Regions from separate parts of the Homo sapiens genome. Here region 1 is linked to region 2. Evidence: chromatin contacts called from ENCODE Hi-C or POLR2A ChIA-PET data. All regions are on one chromosome and are shown on one strand. Each heading gives the region's core, a stretch centred on a gene start or an enhancer-like site at or near the end of the contact. The rest is flanking DNA. Distances are from core to core; before and after follow the strand shown.

Region 1 (6,013 bases), core at 3,438-5,937, 96 kb after region 2:
CATTGGATGCAAGTATTTTAAACGTGGCGATGATCGTGGGCTACTTAGGCTCCATTGAGCTTCCTTCCACGAGCTCCAACCTGGAGTCCGACAGCTTGCAAGCCATCCGCGGCTGCATGCGGCGCCTGCGGGCAGAGCAGAAAATCCACTCGCTGGTGACCATGAAGATCATGCACGACTGTGTGCAGCTGAGCACTGACAAGGCTGGAGTCGTGGCCGAGTACCCGGCCGAGAAGCTGGCCTTCAGCGCCGTGTGCCCGGACGACCGGCGATTTTTCGGGTTGGTTACCATGCAGACGAATGACGACGGGAGCCTGGCCCAGGAGGAGGAGGGCGCCCTGCGGACTTCCTGCCACGTGTTCATGGTGGACCCAGACTTGTTTAATCACAAGATCCACCAAGGCATTGCTCGGCGGTTTGGGTTTGAGTGCACGGCCGACCCAGACACCAATGGCTGTCTGGAATTCCCGGCGTCCTCCCTCCCCGTCCTGCAGTTCATCTCTGTCCTGTACCGAGACATGGGTGAGCTGATTGAGGGCATGCGGGCCCGCGCCTTTCTGGACGGGGACGCCGATGCCCACCAGAACAACAGCACCAGCAGCAACAGTGACAGCGGCATTGGGAACTTCCACCAGGAGGAGAAGAGCAACCGGGTCCTTGTGGTGGACCTGGGTGGGAGCTCGAGCAGACACGGCCCCGGAGGCAGCGCGTGGGACGGTGTGGGTGGGAGGGGTGCCCAGCCCTGGGGTGCTCCCTGGACTGGGCCCTTCTGTCCGGACCCCGAAGGGAGCCCCCCATTTGAGGCCGCTCATCAGACTGACAGGTTCTGGGACCTAAACAAGCACCTAGGGCCAGCCTCTCCTGTGGAGGTGCCCCCAGCTTCCTTGAGGAGCTCAGTCCCCCCTTCCAAGAGGGGCACCGTGGGTGCTGGCTGTGGTTTCAACCAGCGCTGGCTCCCGGTCCACGTGCTCCGGGAGTGGCAGTGCGGACACACCAGCGACCAGGACTCTTACACAGATTCCACCGATGGCTGGTCCAGCATCAACTGCGGCACACTGCCCCCTCCTATGAGCAAGATCCCCGCAGACCGCTACAGGGTGGAGGGCAGCTTCGCGCAGCCCCCGCTGAATGCCCCGAAGAGGGAGTGGTCCAGGAAGGCCTTTGGAATGCAAAGCATTTTTGGTCCCCATCGAAATGTTCGAAAGACTAAGGAAGATAAAAAGGTAAGCCTGCCAGGAGCCACTCAGCGCGGAGGCCCGGCCTCCTCACTTAGCAGTCACGGGGAGGTGACTCCCAGTCACCAGCTTGCACAGTCCTGGCTTCCTCCTGCTGGCCCTGTGGCCTCTGTGGCCATCACAGGGTGTCTGCGTTGCCTGTGGGCTGCGGACTGTGTCTTGCTGGGACCTCTTGCCCCCTGCCCTGTTCGAGTCCTTGGTTCTGGTTCTGGCTCTGATGGCTGGTCCTGGGCAGGACATCTGGGCAGGACTGGTGGTGGCGAGAGGGAAGTTGTTGTCTTGGAGCTCAGGATAAGGCCCTTCCTCCCCTTCCTGCTCCTCCCTAGCTCTGTCCCTGTGGCTCCTTGAAGCCCATTTTAGGTCTGACCCCAGAATCTTCATCCCAGTGTCCCACACCCCTCTTGAGGCGAGAATATTCTTGAAGCACTGAAAGCTGGTTCCTCGTGCTGTTTCCTCCATGGGGAATATCCTGTTGTGTAAAACACCAGCTGGACTCCGCAGTGGGCCTGGGGAGCCCCACGCCGCCTGCTCACTGAGGGGTACCTCAAGGTGTGTAGTGCTGCCTTGAAGACCTGGACCCATCAGCATCCCTTTGGGGGCCCTGCCTTTAGGAGCTAAGTTTGGAGCAGGAAAGAGTAAATGAGCAAAGCTGGGAACCCTCTGGAAGGGACTTTGTCCAGCAGGAGGCGGTGCTGCCAGTGTGGGAGTGTGCGGGGCTGTGCCTGTGCGGTTGGGTGCAGGGAACCCTCTGGAAGGACTTCCTCCAGCCAGAGGCGGCGCTGCCGTGTGGGGCTGTGCTGTGTTTGGAGCCAGGGCCCTTGTGACAGGTGATGGGGGTGGGCACTTAGCTCCCTTTGTTTCAGAGAAACTACTCCGGCTGTTTACGATGTAAAGACACCTTTTTAGTGTTTGTTCACATCCTGAGACCATCCTAAGAAGACCCTCTAAGGCTGCTGGCTGGGTAGGCAGGGCCGGGGAGTAGGAAAGGCCGTGTTTGATGAATATTTCTACTTGATTCCCCCTCCCCTAGTGTTTTCCATGATGAAATGTAGCACCTGAGAGCATTTAAAGGCAAGGAAGGAGCCGGCTGCCGTGGCACACGCCTGTAACTGAGTGCTTTGGAGGCTGAGGCAGGAAGCTCGCTTGAGCCCAGGAGTTCAAGACTGCCGTGAGCTGTGTTGCAGCCACTGCACTCTAGCCTGGGTGACAGAGCGAGACTCTGGCTCTAAAATAAAATAAAATTTAAAAAATGGAGGAAGAACAGATTTCTCGTTTTATCTCCTCAAAATGATCACTGATAACATTTTGATGTATGTAAGCATAGAATTTTTTTTTTTAAAACACTTGTAATCATATGGATTTTCAACATCCTCTTTATTTTTGGGGACAGGGTCTGGCTCTGTTGTCCAGGCTCAAGTGCAGTGGCTCTATCATAGCTCACTGCAGCCCCTGCTCCTGGGCTCAAGTGATCCTCCCACCTCAGCCTCCTGAGTAGCTGGGACTACTGAGTAGCTGGGACTACAGGCACTTGCTACCATGCCTGGCTAATTTTTATATTTTTTGTAAAGATGGGATTTTGCCATCTTGCCCAGGCTGGTCTTGAATTCCTGAGCTCAAGCGATCCTTCTGCCTCAGCCTCCCAGAGTGCTGGGATTACAGGCATGAGCCACACGCGCCTGGCCTCAGCCTCCTTAGAGGAGTCGTTCTGCAGCTGCACGTGCTGCTGCTGTCTTTCCTTGTCTCTTGATCTGAGCCCTGGTCTGGATTCTCAGGGAGGTGCCCTCCTGCCCGCCCTGGGCCTCACCTCACTTCTCCGTGGAGCCTGTAGGTGGTGGGGCAGGGCCACTCCCAGGGAGCTGGCCTCAGTGTGGGCTGCCTGTATTGGGCAGGGATGGGAGGTGAAGGGCCCTGGAAAGTGGTGAAAATGTTCTTTGGAATCAGGAGATTCCTCATCTCTTTGAGTACATATTTAAAACTGTGTTTTCTCCACTGCTGTGGTGTAGTGAAGGTTGACACTGGTGTTTATGTGGTTCTTTGTGGATTACAGGGCACCTTCACCTGCTTTCTCCTTGAAATTCAAAGTGACCTGGACAGTGGGGAGTATGATGCCATTTTAGATAATTGGCAGTGGTGCTTATGGTCCTCAGCGGACCTGAGAGACAGATAATGCTGTCGTCCCCATCCCACCAGTGAATGGACTCCTCCTTGGGGCGGGTGACATGGGGGAATAGGTGGGGTTGTGATGCCAGCCTTGGGCTTCTTTGCAGTGAAGATGAGGGTCCTGGCTGTTCCCACCCACACTGGAGCAGAGCAGAAGGGGAGCTAGCATGTCCTCAGGGTTGGAAATAACGGTGTGGCGGTCACTGCTTTGCAGAGTGCATCCTTACCTTGATAGGAATCCTGAGGCCATCAGGCCAGGCGATTGAGGTTTGGCTGTCAGGTGACTTGCTCACAGTCACAGGGCATGTGAGTGCTGGGACCAAGACAGCCCTGGCGCTCCGTGTGGGATTTGGAGTGGCCTTCATAATGTGGCGTGATACACTATCTAAAAATAAACAGGTAGTAACGTGTTGTGTTTTATGGGTTCCTGCTGTAATCTCTTGAGGTTTAAGTGTTGCTGTTTACTTTGCCAAGTGGGCCTCCCTGTGTAGTTAGGTGAGTCTGATCCCATAGCCTCCCCAGTTAGAGCAGCAGAAGCTTCCAGGGGTCATGAGGCGGCCACAAGATGGGTCCGGACGTCGCCGTGGACAGGTCTGCAGAGTTTCGAAGGTGGCCGTGACCGTCCGCAGCGATCAGGGCCCCACCTGGACGCTGGCCTGTGCTGAGAGAAGGGGCCAGCAGGGATGCAGGAAGTGCCTGGAAGTTAGAAGAAGCAGCAGAGTTGGCACAGGGAGGGAGAGAGCAGAGGAGGCCCCTGGAGGGTGCCATGGTGTCAGGCAGCGAGCTTCACGTGACTCCGGATTCTTAGTGACGGGGACTTCAGGGCTTTACTTTGCACAAACTCAGGTGGAATCAGTCAGGATCCAGCCAGGAGACAGGAAACGCAGCAGTAATTTGAACAGGAAAAATTCAGTATACAGAATCGTTAACAAAGGAAAAGAAGGTTAGCTGCTGAAAGAGAAAAGAAAGGCTAAGGTCATCAGTGTGGAAAGGGGCTGAGTCTAGAAAAGTGGGCGTGGGAGGCTTAGATACCCAGAGTAGGGGCCTTATCTGACAGGACTGTGAGTCCATCGCAGCTGTGAGAGAGTGAAGCAGCTCCAGGTGAGGATTGGTGGCTGTCCCCAGTCCCCAGGAAAAACGATGTGGGACCCTCACATGCCAGTCCACCCCACTCCATCTGGGAGGCAGTGCCTGTGCCCATTGCTGAACATTGAGCCCCTGGGCAGGAGCCATGTGGTCTTCAAGGCCCAGTGCCAGGATCAGAAGCTGGGCACGGCAGGGTGGGTTTGGCGCTGAGAAGAAATGCCTTGGTGTCTGGCACAGTGCCCCGTTAGGCTACCCAGCGTCTGTATGCACCCTTCTTCAGCACCCCCAAGGGCATCTCACTCCCAGCTTCTGCTTTTGAGTCCGCCTTGGCTTGCCTGCACCCCAGGGCAGGGTTTTCTGTGGCTGTGGAGCAGCTCCGGCCTGGACAGCCACGTCAGCTCCTCCCCCCAGTGGACTGCAGGCATGTGGTGTCCAGCGCGCTCTGAGGCCCAGGCCTGGGCAGGGGCCCCTGCTGACGGTGTCCTTGGCTTAGGCACTCGCCCTTAGCCCTAGAACAATCTTCAGCATTCCCTCTACACAGTTATTACTAGTTCTATGAATGTTAAACGTTCCCTTTGAAATTACTGGCACCAGCCTTTCTTAATCTGTATGCAAAATAAGCTGACTATTAGAAGAAATATAATACTGCATCTAGTCACAAGTTGGTCTCTAAGGCCAATAGTTCTGTGTCCTAACTGCCACCAGATTCTCCATTGTTGTCCTTTGCCAACGCTTTTGTCACTGCCGCCTCCATCCTGCTGTCTGCAGGCTCAGCCCGGGTTTCCGCCCTCAGTGGCCACTTGCTCCTGTGAAAGCCTGGGGACCAGCGAGCCAGACCCCTTGTTGCTCGGCATTTCTACGTCTCCTTGGTGAGATGGAAAGCTCTAACCCCCTGCACACCGAGCCACGTGGTGACCTTGTGCCAGCTCATCCTTGTCAGCTTCTCCCTCCTCTGGGGAGGAGCAAGGAAGGGGAGCTGAGTTACTTGTAGACTCGCTGAGGGTCTGAAATTCTTGAAGTGGGTGAGATGATGTTTGGAAGTGGACTGCTTTCCCTTTTGTGTAGTTTGCTCTTTGTCTCTGCCTAATGTCTGTAGCCAGCACAAGCTGGTTCTCATGGAGATAAGCATTCAGGCCTGTGACTAACAAAAGGGGCTGATGTGAAAGAGAACCCAGGATCTCGAAATGCTTCTGTCATCAAAAATGATTGCCTTGTGTTTCATTTAAGGCAAGCGTGTTTAATTCTGTGTCTCTGCAAACTGACTCAAAGTTATATTAATTAATTAAATTAATTAATTAAAATACCTGGTTAAGTAGCAGCACCCAAATTCTTAAAATTTCCATACAATGGATTTTGGAAATTTTAAAAATGAAAATATGTTATTTGTGATATGTAAAGGATTGATTGGTGTAATTTTGAAATGAATGAATACATATTTTTAAATTCCTCAGTTTAATTTCTGGTATGAGAAACATCAGTAGCTGAAACCCACAAAAATAAAGACTCGCTGAGGTGCTCAGTCGTTTGTAGGT
Region 2 (5,506 bases), core at 197-2,696:
GCGGGGGAGCGGTTGTACTTGGGCTAGAATGAGAGAAGACTGGCATGCTCACCACACCAGTGATGCGGGAAGACCTGAGTGTGGTCTGAGTTGGAGGCTGTGGTGCTAAATACGCTGCCCCTTTCATAAGCAGGAGTCTTAGTCAGGCCCAGGGAGGAAGTAAAATCTGGAAATGAATGAGAAGCATTCTCTCCTGCCAGTCAAGAAATGAGAAGCGAAAGAATTCTCACGGGCTGTAAGACCAGCAGGATTTAAAAGTTGAATTAGTTGCTTATGTTAAGAACTCAACCAAGTTCATCTACACAAGCTGAATCTCCAGCTTTTCCTAAGAAACCATGTGTGGCAGTGGCTGCAGGGCAGGGCACAGCTGGGCCTGAGCACCCCGCTCCCTGCACCTCTCCCCTCCCTGGGCCCTGCCTGTCACTGCCCACTCTCCCACCAAGCCTTCCGGTTGTGTGCCTGCCCTATCACAGGCATCGGAGCTTGTCACCTGGTTTAAAAGAAGAGAGTTGTGTGGGGATTTGGGATGCACGTTTTTCACTCAAAAGTATTTTAGCGTAGAGCTCTGTGATTCCGTAGCTATTTAGGAGTTTAAGCACCTTGAAGGCTTTAATTGCAGAAAGTTCTATGTGGACGTGCAATGTGTTATACGCAGTGTCTATGAGACTCAAATGTTTATTAGGGCGTTGAAGTAAACTGAGCACTTGGAGGGCCATGGATCCAGCCTTCAAGGAGCTCATAAGTCAGGAGGACCCAGGAGCAATGACCTGTCATAGAAGGCAGAAAAGAGGGGCACAGAGGTGGGTGGGAGGCATACACAGGCAGCTCCTGGAGCTCCAAGGGGAGCAAGTGCTTCCAGGGAAGGGGGCGTGGAGGCCCCTTTGGAGGAGGCAAGTTGATCTGGGGTCTGGCAGAGGGTTAGCTGGGGACATTTAGCGGGAGGCTGGTGCCCGGGAATTGGGGGGATGCCCAGCAGAAAGACATGAGGAGGCTGGCCTGGGGCGTGGGGGGGTGTGAAAGGTTAAGTGGGGGCATTATCCTGCTCCCGCTCCTGCCGGCTGTATCTGGTCAGCCTGGGCACCGAGGTGGGGTTCTGGAAGGCACTGTTCACCAAAATGCTTATCTGGGTCCCCCAGAGAGCTTGCCTGCCTGGACTGTCGGCTCGCCTGCAACTGCTGACTCCTAAGCTTTTGCAGCTCAGCCCACAACCAGTTCCTATTCACAGAGGTGGGAGCTGAGGGGTGACAAGTGACTGCTGCAGTCTTATTTGTCATAGAGAAAAAGTGACAGAGTCCAGCTTGCCCACTGGCCCTGCCAGCTTAACTGGTTATAAAGTGACAAATCCCCAAGACCCACAGGGCTCTGCACAACCTGGGCCCTCCTGCCAGTGGCGGCGAGGGCAGGTGGCTCACGGCTGGGTGCCTGTCTGGGCAGGAGCTGGGCTGGTATGGGGTGGGCCTGCGGCCCTGCCCCCCTGTGCAGATCAAGACTCAGGGTGCTGGTGTTCACAGGTGCCCTCATCAGCCACGAGAAGCTGCTGCTACAGATCAACCCCGAGCGGGAGCTGGGGAGCATGAGCTACAAACTCGGCCAGGTCAGTCTCGCGCCCCCGCCGCCTGGCCTCTGTCCGTTTCTGTCCTCAGACTTTGGCGCTTGACACACCCAGGAGAAAAGCTCAGTGCACTTTTTAAATGAAAGGAAGTTTTCCTTTTTTTTAAAAAAAAATTTAATGTTCATTGTTTTTATCTGTTTTATTCCTAGGTCCCGCAAGCAGAGGAAGCATTAGTTTTGTTTTTATTTATGTTCTGTATTCCAGAAAGTAGTTAAGAGACCTCACATGTAGCGATAGAGATGTGTGTAAGAGACAGTGAGAGGGCGTGACTTGGACTTAAGCAAGGACCGTGAGACACAAAAAGGGGGGTGAGGACAGAGTGGAGTCAGCTGAAATGCTCAGGAGGAAGTAGACGCCATGAAGGGCCATGGTATGGGGGGCCGCAGGCGTGGCCGTGAGTGTCCCTGGGGCCAGCTCTTGGGGGGCTCCCTGAGTGTCCCTGTCCCTGTGGCCAGTTCTGGGTGGGAGCCCCGTGTGCAGGCAGACAGCTCGGCCACTTCCTAGCAGGTCACATTGGTCTGTGCTTCTGTTTCCTCCTCAGATAAGTGAAGGGATTCAAGGGTCTGGGTGTGGTGGCTAACACCTGTAATCTATAACATTTTAGGAGGCTGAGGCAGGAGGCTTACCTGAGCTCAGGAGGTTGAGGCTGCAGTGAGCCATGATTGCACCACTGCACTCCAGCCTGGGCAACAGACCAGTACTCTGTCCCTTAAAAAAAAATGTAAACAGAAACGTAGGGCCATTTGCATATGATGGCACATGGCGTGGAGCCCTACAGGTGTATGCTGGGCGGGGCCCGGCTGTGCTGGCCGACTTGCACCTTTCCCTCCACCCCGGTGCTGTGTCTTTCGCTCACCGGGTTCCTGATTTAGTGAAAGCAGTTGTGCAGGACAGTTCTCTTTGTAGCTTTTGTTTCTGTGGAAATGGGTCAGAATATGGTGTTTAGAAACACTTATGAGCTCTGAGAGTTTCCTCTTCTGAGTTCCTGGCCTGCAGCCTTCACAGCAGAAACCCTGTGATGTCACAAGCCTGTTTCTGTTCCCTGCTCTCTGCCTGTACTGTCCTGTTTTGTGCCTGCCGGTTTCAGTGACAGGAAGCAGGGAGCTACTGGACCAGCCTGTATTTTTCTAGACATAGTTGGAAAAAGAAGTCCCACTCTTCTGTCCTTTCACCTTTGACAGATGTTTCCACCCCAAGATAAGTGAAAATGACCAATAGGATGCACTGTATTTTTCATGAAAGTGTTTCTGAAGGGCAGGCTGAGAGTGAGAGGCCTGGGGCTCACTGGGTGCCTCTGGCCTTGTCCTGGGCCCAGGGACACTGGTCTGTGCCCGAGGTATTCCCTATCCCCCCAACCCCGCTGCATTTGGCCACATCCTTCAATGTTTGCGTTGTGTCCAGCGTCCGCAAACCAACTGTCATGGGATCATACTGGGGCTGAAGTACGGTCCCACCCCTGCCCTGTCTGGGGCTGAAGTACAGTGCCACCCCTGCCCTGTCTGGGGCTGAAGGACAGTGCCACCCCTGCCCTGTCTGGGGCTGAAGTACAGTGCCACCCCTGCCCTGTCTGGGGCTGAAGGACAGTGCCACCCCTTCCCTGTCTGGGGCTGAAGGACAGTGCCACCCCTGCCCTGTCTGGGGCTGAAGGACAGTGCCACCCCTGCCCTGTCTGGGGCTGAAGGACAGTGCCACCCCTGCCCTGTCTGGGGCTGAAGGACAGTGCCACCCCTGCCCTGTCTGGGGCTGAAGGACAGTGCCACCCCTGCCCTGTCTGGGGCTGAAGGACAGTGCCACCCCTGCCCTGTCTGGGGCTGAAGGACAGTGCCACCCCTGCCCTGTCTGGGGCTGAAGGACAGTGCCACCCCTGCCCTGTCTGGGGCTGAAGGACAGTGCCACCCCTGCCCTGTCTGGGGCTGAAGGACAGTGCCACCCCTGCCCTGTCTGGGGCTGAAGGACAGTGCCACCCCTGCCCTGTCTGGGGCTGAAGGACAGTGCCACCCCTGCCCTGTCTGGGGCTGAAGGACAGTGCCACCCCTGCCCTGTCTGGGGCTGAAGGACAGTGCCACCCCTGCCCTGTCTGGGATGTTTAGCCCCTAGATGCCACTGGACTGAGCCGCTACTTGCTTTTGGGAAAGAGGGGTGGGGGTTAGGGGTCTGGGCGAGGGGAGTGCAGGGGCTCCTCCTTGGCCTGAGAGCTGTTCATACAGACTCCTCGCCCACTCCCTGCAGGGTGCTGGGTCCCAGGGGGGAAATGGCCCTTGGTGCCAAGAACGTGAGTTGGGGCTAGTGCCAGTGATGATGGAGAACAGCTTTTTATGGGCACACAGCCCACAGCACTGTGCCAAGTGCTCGAGGCTTCCCGAGAACCAGGCAGAAAGGAGGACAGTCGAGGTGTGCTGACTGCGTGGTGGCTGCGTGATCTAGAGCGCGGGTCACAAAGGCGCGAGGGAGCTCTGGCCTTGGGTTTACCGCAATGACTGCCAGTGCGGGAGACTGGAAAAGGAATCTCACGTATTGGTTCCGTGTTTTGGGGACTCCATTCAGATGTCACTTAGGAGTGAAAGCATCCCTTCGTAGAGCCTCTTTCTGTGTCACCCTCCTCAGCTGCTCCTGGGGTTGACTGGCCCCTGATTCATGCCTTTAGCATGTGCTGGAGCTTCCCAGCAGCTGTCCAGCCCCTGCCCCACCCTCTCTGTGGGCTCCCTTGCCCGTAACCTGGGGTGTCTGAACGACCCTTGCTAAGGGGCAGACTGTTAGACGGTAGGCATGTGCTGAGTCCCAGTGGCCACACCCACCCACCAGGAGCCTGGCACTGTGGCCGCAGCACTGAGCAGTGCCCCGTTTCTGTGGCAGGTGTCCATACACTCCGTGTGGCTGGGGAACAGCATCACACCCCTGAGGGAGGAGGAATGGGACGAGGAAGAGGAGGAGGAGGCCGACGCCCCTGCACCTTCGTCACCACCCACGTCTCCAGTCAACTCCAGGTTTTCCAATGGCCTTTTTCTTTTTAACAGAAATTTGAAATTTCTTATCAGTCATTTGATTTGTTTGAGGTGCTTCTTGAAATGAGCCTCTCATCTCATGTACTTGGAAAATACCCATCTCGCATATTCCACAGGAAACACCGGGCTGGAGTTGACATCCACTCCTGTTCGCAGTTTTTGCTTGAGTTGTACAGCCGCTGGATCCTGCCGTCCAGCTCAGCCAGGAGGACCCCGGCCATCCTGATCAGTGAGGTGGTCAGATCCGTAAGTGAGCCTTCCCATTCCCCTCACACCTGCACGTGCCACACGCACCACACACGCCACACACCCCACACACACACACCGCCCACACACATGCCACTTGCACACACACCCCTCATGCATGCAACACACACACAGGCCACACGCACCATAGACACCACACACACATGCCACATGCACACACATACACGGCATGCACCATACACACAACACACACAGCACACATGCCACACACACACGCCACACCACATGCACCACACACATGCCACATGCACACACACTCCACATGCATGCACCACACACACACACACACACCACACACACCACATGCACCACACCACACAGGTTACATGCACACAACACACACATGCCACGTGCACACACCCCACACACCACATGTATGTGCCACACACAGCACACAACCACACACATGCACCACACACATGCCACATGTGCATGCACCAGACACATGGCACACACTACACACACGCCACGTGCACACACCCCACACACATGTACGCACCACACACATGCCACACACACATGCACCACACACATGCCACATGTACACACATGTATATACACACCCCACACCACACACACACCACTTGCACACCACGCACACACACCACATGCGCACACACACACC

What was found. Hi-C counts contacts between places; a loop is a spot of excess contacts on that map. ChIA-PET counts read pairs that join two places held with the same protein, here RNA polymerase II (POLR2A). Pooled maps may share reads with other maps.
Region 1: a pooled map of gastrocnemius medialis shows a loop between it and region 2 (2.0-fold over the local background). The contact joins two enhancer-like sites. A Hi-C loop is called at or near these places in 1 of 50 pooled maps. POLR2A ChIA-PET finds 5 or more read pairs at or near these places in 3 of 52 experiments (H1, OCI-LY7 and activated T-cell).

What each region holds. Positions count from the first base shown.
Region 1 is chr4:3,316,829-3,322,841 of GRCh38, forward strand. It overlaps RGS12 (regulator of G protein signaling 12), which reads left to right. Exons shown (of 18, transcript NM_001394154.1): 2 at 1-1,223. Among named protein-coding and RNA genes, the nearest start is that of RGS12, 27 kb to the left of the region's middle. RefSeq lists an enhancer at 529-1,083. Within about 2 kb of position 4,688, at least 7 of the 41 ENCODE cell types and tissues checked have a DNase peak (open chromatin) inside an H3K27ac peak, as active enhancers do.
Region 2 is chr4:3,224,150-3,229,655 of GRCh38, forward strand. It overlaps HTT (huntingtin), which reads left to right. Exons shown (of 67, transcript NM_001388492.1): 57 at 1,512-1,594; 58 at 4,466-4,596; 59 at 4,731-4,860. Among named protein-coding and RNA genes, the nearest start is that of MSANTD1, 22 kb to the right of the region's middle. Within about 2 kb of position 1,447, at least 15 of the 41 ENCODE cell types and tissues checked have a DNase peak (open chromatin) inside an H3K27ac peak, as active enhancers do.